Regions from separate parts of the Homo sapiens genome. Here region 2 is linked to region 1. The links are chromatin contacts, found by Hi-C or POLR2A ChIA-PET in ENCODE. All regions are on one chromosome and are shown on one strand. Each heading gives the region's core, a stretch centred on a gene start or an enhancer-like site at or near the end of the contact. The rest is flanking DNA. Distances are from core to core; before and after follow the strand shown. Region 1 holds the start of CHRND (cholinergic receptor nicotinic delta subunit). Region 2 overlaps EIF4E2 (eukaryotic translation initiation factor 4E family member 2).

Evidence for each region. A loop is a pair of places that touch in the nucleus more often than their neighbours do. ChIA-PET counts read pairs that join two places held with the same protein, here RNA polymerase II (POLR2A). Pooled maps may share reads with other maps.
Region 2: a map of psoas muscle shows a loop between it and region 1 (5-fold over the local background). The contact joins the enhancer-like site here to the promoter of CHRND in region 1. A Hi-C loop is called at or near these places in 4 of 168 maps with a recorded cell type or tissue (CD4-positive, alpha-beta memory T cell, endothelial cell of umbilical vein, gastrocnemius medialis and 1 more) and 8 of 50 pooled maps. POLR2A ChIA-PET finds 5 or more read pairs at or near these places in 13 of 52 experiments (A549, CD8-positive, alpha-beta T cell, GM12878 and 9 more).

The regions. Positions count from the first base shown.
Region 1 is chr2:232,524,659-232,527,409 of GRCh38, forward strand. CHRND (cholinergic receptor nicotinic delta subunit) reads left to right here and starts at 1,502. Exons shown (of 12, transcript NM_000751.3): 1 at 1,502-1,609; 2 at 1,871-2,016; 3 at 2,743-2,751. The coding sequence starts at 1,558. It overlaps PRSS56 (serine protease 56), which reads left to right. Exons shown (of 13, transcript NM_001195129.2): 12 at 80-186; 13 at 558-1,058. The coding sequence ends at 848. RefSeq lists an enhancer at 1,598-2,251.
Region 2 is chr2:232,566,711-232,570,773 of GRCh38, forward strand. EIF4E2 (eukaryotic translation initiation factor 4E family member 2) reads left to right here. Exons shown (of 7, transcript NM_004846.4): 5 at 119-271; 6 at 368-504; 7 at 2,235-2,500. The coding sequence ends at 2,307. Among named protein-coding and RNA genes, the nearest start is that of EIF4E2, 18 kb to the left of the region's middle. RefSeq lists an enhancer at 1,188-2,387. Within about 2 kb of position 1,626, at least 4 of the 41 ENCODE cell types and tissues checked have a DNase peak (open chromatin) inside an H3K27ac peak, as active enhancers do; they include psoas muscle, where a contact is called at or near this core.

The DNA.
Region 1 (2,751 bases), core at 252-2,751:
TGAGGTGCTGGTGGGAGTGCCACCCCCAGTTCCATACCGCAACCGTTCATTATTCCCGGGGCCTCTCCTCTTCCTCCAGGCTGCCCTGGGCTGGAGCCCCTGCGACAGAAGTTGGCTGCCCTGCAGGGGGCCCATGCCTGGATCCTGCAGGTCCCCTCGGAGCACCTGGCCATGAACTTTCATGAGGTAGGTCCCCAGGCTTCCAGACTCCTTCACGATGGCCTGGGAAGGCTGAGACCCAGCCCAGGGAAGATGCAGAGGGCCCAGCCCAGATACCCTCCCAGCAGCCTGGGGTCGCCTCTGCCCCAGCTCTGGGGGTAGGTAGAGGGTCCGAGGGGAAGGGAGTGGGGCCTGCGGAGTGTGAGCCAGGCCACTGGGGGTGGTGGTGGGGAGAGTGAGTAGAGGGGTGGGTGGGAGTGTCCACATGAGCGGGAAATGAGCAGGGTTTCCAGGTCTAGGTGAGAGTTTCTGGGGCCCAGGGGGAGAGGGGGTGACCTCTGGGGTTTCAACTCAGGAGTGAGTTTCTGGGCCCCTGATCCCCACTCCTCCATCTGTAGGTCCTGGCAGATCTGGGCTCCAAGACACTGACCGGGCTTTTCAGAGCCTGGGTGCGGGCAGGCTTGGGGGGCCGGCATGTGGCCTTCAGCGGCCTGGTGGGCCTGGAGCCGGCCACACTGGCTCGCAGCCTCCCCCGGCTGCTGGTGCAGGCCCTGCAGGCCTTCCGCGTGGCTGCCCTGGCAGAAGGGGAGCCCGAGGGACCCTGGATGGATGTAGGGCAGGGGCCCGGGCTGGAGAGGAAGGGGCACCACCCACTCAACCCTCAGGTACCCCCCGCCAGGCAACCCTGAGCCATGTCTGGGCCCCCAGCCCCTGGGGAGGACCTACTGCTCCCAGGGGCTGAGAGGGGTTCGGGAGCATAATGACAAACTGTCGCTGCCCCAGTGGCTGGGTGTGTGTGGGTGGGATGGGGTGGGGGTCCTGGGCCCCCCGTGTCTTCCCAGGTTTACAATCAGAGAATCACAGCTGCTTTAATAAATGTTATTTATAATACACGGAAACAACTCTGGAGCTTTCTTGGGATGGGACCTGGTGGGTGGACATTCAGTCTCAGGGGTGGGGCCCAGGCAGGGCTGCCTCTGGAAGCAGTTGGCAAGGGTAACAGATGCTGGAAAGGGGCTGTAAGGCCCCTATCTGAGCCTATCTCCTGCCTCCTGAGAAGCAGCAGCAGCTGGCCTGCCTGTTGCCCCGCCCCCGTGCATGGCTGCCCAGCGCTGGCCCCAGTGCCCAGCGTCTCCGCCCAGCACCCCCCCGGCCCTCCCTCCCCACCCCCCGCCTCCGAGCTGCGGGGAGTCCCAGCCTGGGATCTTTGCCTCATGTCCTTGGGCTCCTGCCCTGGCTGGCCCGTCCCCCACCGCCATGAGGTGTCAGATTGTGTTTCCGGCTGCCTCTTCCCGTTGACCCCCTCCTCCCCCAACACCTGTCCCCTCTCCCGCCCACCCTCATTCCACAGCCCTGTAGACAGGAGGGGCAGATGCACGTCCCAGTCAGAGGGATGGGATGGAGGGGCCAGTGCTGACACTGGGGCTGCTGGCTGCCCTGGCGGTGTGTGGTAAGGGAAGACACCCTCCCCACCCTGGGGTCCCCCGTGATGCTTACCCAGGCCCCACACCGCATGGCTCCTCACTCACTCCACTCCCACTCTGCCATCTCTCCCTGTGGGGGGCCGCCTTCTGGGGTCCCCACTCCCAGGGAGTGGTTGGGTTCCCCCCTGCTCATCCCAACCTCATGGTCCAGCAGGACCTCAGGGCAGCTTCCTTCCTGAGTCCCCTGCCCAGGGCCCCATTCAGTCCTTGTCGCTGACCCTCCCCAGGCAGCTGGGGGCTGAACGAGGAGGAGCGGCTGATCCGGCACCTGTTTCAAGAGAAGGGCTACAACAAGGAGCTCCGGCCCGTGGCACACAAAGAGGAGAGTGTGGACGTTGCCCTGGCCCTCACACTCTCCAACCTCATCTCCCTGGTGAGAGGCCCTCCGGTGCTGGGTTGGGAGGGAGGGCAGGGATGGCTTTCCAGTACCAGGATAGCCATGGAGGAAGCTAGAAGCCCCCACCTGGCCTATGGCCACTCCCTTCCTGGGAAACGTGCTGCGGCTGCTCTGTGCCCTGAGAGGCTGCTGTCCTGCCCCTCCAGTGTCAGCTCTGCGGTGTCCCCCAACCACACCCATAGCATGCCCCATCTGTGACACACTTCAGAGGCCACTGGTCCTCTCTGCTCCCTGGCGGCCTACCCACTCCTGACTGCGAGTGATCAGGGCCCAGATGCCACGGTTTCCCTGGGTGCCAATTGACAGTGGGTGAATGTAGGCTGGGTGTGGTGGCTCATGCCTGTAATCCCAGCACTTTGGGAGGCCCAGGTGGGTGGATCACCTGAGGTCAGGAGCTCGAGACCAGCCTGGCCAACATAGTAAAACCTGATCTCTACTAAAAATACAAAAATTAGCCGGGTGTGATGGTGTGGGCCTATAATCCCAGCTACTAGGAAGGCTGAGGCAGGAGAATCGCTTGAACCCAGGAGGCAGAGGTTGCAGGTTGCAGTGAGCCAAGCTCGTGCCACTGCACTCCATCCTGGGCAATTGAGCAAGACCCTGGAAAAAAAAAGAGAGAGAGAGAGAGAGAGAGAGTGGGTGAATGTGTGCGGATAAAAGAATGATATGGCCCTGAAGGATGGCCCTACCGTCTAATTACAGAAAGAAGTT
Region 2 (4,063 bases), core at 376-2,875, 42 kb after region 1:
TAATTGGAAAGTGATATGACTTCTTAGTGTTTAAGAGATTCTTGGCTTTTTACTGCCTTCATACAAAAAAAGGCTGTGAAACCATATTTTAACTTCAGTGCTTTCTGTCTTTTTACAGGATGATGCAAATAAAAATGGTGGCAAGTGGATTATTCGGCTGCGGAAGGGCTTGGCCTCCCGTTGCTGGGAGAATCTCATTTTGGCCATGCTGGGGGAACAGTTCATGGTTGGGGAGGAGATCTGTGGGGCTGTGGTGTCTGTCCGCTTTCAGGTAAGCCACCCATGAGCCAGGCTGGTTTCTTGTGTTGCCTTTGCTCTCCTCGCTGCCCCTGATTTGCTTTGATGATTCCTTCTGTTCCTCTGGTAGGAAGACATTATTTCAATATGGAATAAGACTGCCAGTGACCAAGCAACCACAGCCCGAATCCGGGACACACTTCGGCGAGTGCTTAACCTACCTCCCAACACCATTATGGAATACAAAACTCACACCGACAGCATCAAGTACGTGTTGGGGGGTTATGGGAGGACGTGTCCCTAAGCTTAGTATAAGTAGATCTGTAGTTGGGCCCAGAGGAATATGGCCGGACAGGAGACTTACTTGTGGAGAAGGGACAGACCAGGCCTTCCCTCTAGGGCTTCTGGCTACTTGCTGCAGTTCTTTGTCAGCGAGGCTCCCTGCCACCTATACTACCAGGTGCTTTGTAGCAGAGAGAGCCCATCTGCAGAAACCCAGTTGTACTACCTGGGCTTGCTTAATTTCTACAGGCTGTCTTGTCTTTCATATGCTAACCACTATCTTAAAATGAAAGACAAGTGCTTTTCTTTTTCTTGCTGTTTTTTAAGATAATTTCACCCTGCCCACCCTCACCCCACTTCTGCATGTCTTTTTAACTTGTTAGCTTCAGTCTATTTTCTTTGTCCTGGGATACTGACTACTTATCAGGAATGACTCCATTTCCTTGTGTATAGAGCTGACTCTTAGAAGAAGGGGGATAGTGTGTGTGTGAGAGAGCAGAATCAAAGGGAAGCATGAAGGCCACAGGGAAAATAAGCTTGGCAATCTCCCTAGGACTCAGGGAAATAGAGCTCTCTGTCCACAGTGAGAATCACTGTTAGGCTTGCTCCTCAGTGATTGAGTGTCAGAAGTAAGCTCAGGCTATTGTGAAAAAGTGTGGGGAGTGGCTGTCAGATTGTCTCAAAGCTGGAGGGAGAGCTAGCCAGCTAAGAGTTAGGACTCTTAGGTTTAGTTCTCTCATATGGCCCCATACCAATATGTGCCTTTGACAAGTGTCTTTGCAACTTTGCTTCAGTTTCTCCATCTGTAAAGTGGGAGACAGTACTTTATCTAACAAGGCTATTGTGAGGCTGATTTAATCTTTAACTGAGGGTCTTCAGATGGAGAATGCTTTTACGGGGCCAAGTAGTAGTATTGCTATCATCATCATCATCATTAGTAAGAATATCATCATGTTGTTATTATTGAAGGCTAGTAGTGAGCCCAGCAATTATGTTCAGCAGACAGACCATTTGGGAATCTCTTTCCCATGCATTCATAGATAATGTGGAGTGGAGTTGGCTTAAACCAGCTAAGTGCCAGTTTTTAAGTGGGAACACTGCTATGGGCGTTGGTCCATGATCAAACGGCTGGCATGACTCATCATAGTCACGAACAGTTATTAGCCAGCCATGGCTGTGGTTGCTTGCCTTAGCAGTCCTGTGTTAGCATTGCTTTACTCTGGGCACATTTTTCTTATTCTCTATTCTGGGATAGAAGTAGTTTCTGACTTCTAGCCACGTTCAGTCCAGGCTGGAGAGATCTACACCTGTTTCTAGGATTCTCGTTTTCAAGGTTTCTGAATATCCCCTACTCCCACTTACCCCCAAAATAAGCTTTTTACCTGGATAGGAGAGGGAAAGAGGTATTTTTCATCAATTCTCCCCTTCTCTGCTCTTCTCCCTTTCTAATACCATAAGGCAGTTCTTCGTGACTTTTACAGAAACATATGTACACGTCCTTACAGAGTTTAGGAGAGCCTGTGGGCTTTTTGCCTTAGTCTGCTAGAAAGACTGGCCTGCTGCTCTCTGCTTTATCCAGAGGTCTGCCTCTGGGACTTCAGCCCTGTAGCTGTAGAGACCAGAAGACCAACCCTCTTTGAGACCCAGATGCTACTTTCCCTTGCGTCCCCCTCTCTTTCCTCTCCCAATGAGCCAACCTTTTGCACTTCCACTAGAATGCCAGGCAGGCTGGGCCCCCAAAGGCTCCTTTTTCAAAACCTCTGGAAGCCGCGGTTGAATGTGCCATGACCCTCTCCCTCTCTGGATGGCACCATCATTGAAGCTGGCGTCATCGGAGTCTCTTGTTCTGTTGGCGTGCTACCTGGAAGATCCTTCTGTCCTGGACAAGAGGAATTGGAAGAGCATTTTATGTTTTAAGAACAGGCTGACACGCAGCAGCTACAACAACAGCTGAGATCACTTAATAAATGGTGCTAAACTAGCTTGTCTCATGCTCTTGCTCTTTATGGTGCATCAAAGATGTGGCCTTTCGGACTGACTGTCACCATATTAAGGGATGGCACAGACTTTTCCATGGAGGGCCATCCGGGGAATGCAGCCTCATTTCCATAAGCCCATTGTGTAGTGTCATGTGGTATTTTGTTCCAGGACTGCTGAGGCCTGACATAATAAGGTGACATCTAGCTTAGAAAATAAGACCCCATTTTCTGGTACTTAAATTTGAGTTCCCATCTAGTCACACCGATGACCAGAACAGAGTGATTTCTGATATAGAATTCAGCTTGAAAGTCTGTTCAGGTTGGAAAGGGGGATCCTTGGCCTTTGCTTCGCTGACTTCCATTCGCCTTTACTTCAAAGAAATCTCTTGCTTGGAGGTAAATCCCTGCTTCTGTCTGTGTGGCTGTGTGTATATAGCTTCCTTGCTTTGTGCTAATGGGGTTTTCTCGCTGGTGCCAAAGCTGCCCAAGCCACAGCTCTTTTCCAGCCTTCTCCCTTCTGCTTTCCCTTTAGAGCCAGGTCATCTTCCTCTTTGAGTCAGCCCTGCTTGCAAGATCTCAGGGTTACAGCCCTTCCCTTTCTCCTGGGCCCGGTGTTACTGCACATCAGGATCTGGGGTAGGGGAAACGTCTTCATCCCGTGTGAGTTTGCTCTGTAGGATATCTGACCGTAGCACGTACGGACCCCTTGTGTGCTTTGTGGCTTTGGCTTGTATGTGCTGCAGCTTGGCCTTTAGGCCCCTAACCTGCATGTAGAGTTTCAGCAAGCCTCATGCTACTTTAGGTTTTCTTAGGAGCTACCACCAAAAACATAATAAACAATCATTTTTTTGCAAACACTGGGTCAGCCTGCCTGAGAGGATCTGTGAAAGTGTCTGTGGACTTAAGGTTGAGTTTTCCAGAGTGGCTGTTCCACTTTGGCAGTGATACCCTGTGCTTGTACCATCCTGACTTACCTCTGATCTCCATGTGGCCCAAGATCCTGCATAACACCTATTAGGATTAGCACTGTGGGCTCAGTATTCTAGGGGTGTTTGTGTCATTGCATCTTTGTTTATTACATATCCAAAATTGGTTGAAGTACCTATAAAATGAGAGATTTGCTGGAATATGGAAAGGCCCATTCTCTACGTTTTTAGTATTTGTCAAAGAATTACCTTCTCTGGCTCTTTCCCTCTTGCCTTCAAAAATTGTTACATACATTAACTTTAATTTCAGCTGTATTGTAACTGCTCCAGGGGATAGGCTTGATGTCACCTCCCAGAGTAAGAGTTGATTAGAAGCACCAAACTGACCTTGAGACCCTTCTGATCCTTGTCAATATGAACAAAAGTCAGAACTATTTCTGCTTTCTTCTATTCCTTGTGGCTCTTCCATGGATATGACTTGGTTTGAGCCAAGGAACAGCTGCTACTGAGACTTAAGAATTCCAAGGAGGCCGGGCGAGGTGGCTCACGCCTGTAATCCTAGCACTTTGGGAGCTCGAGGTGGGCAGATCACAAGGTCAGGAGACCAGCCTGGCCAACATGGTGAAACCCCATCTCTAC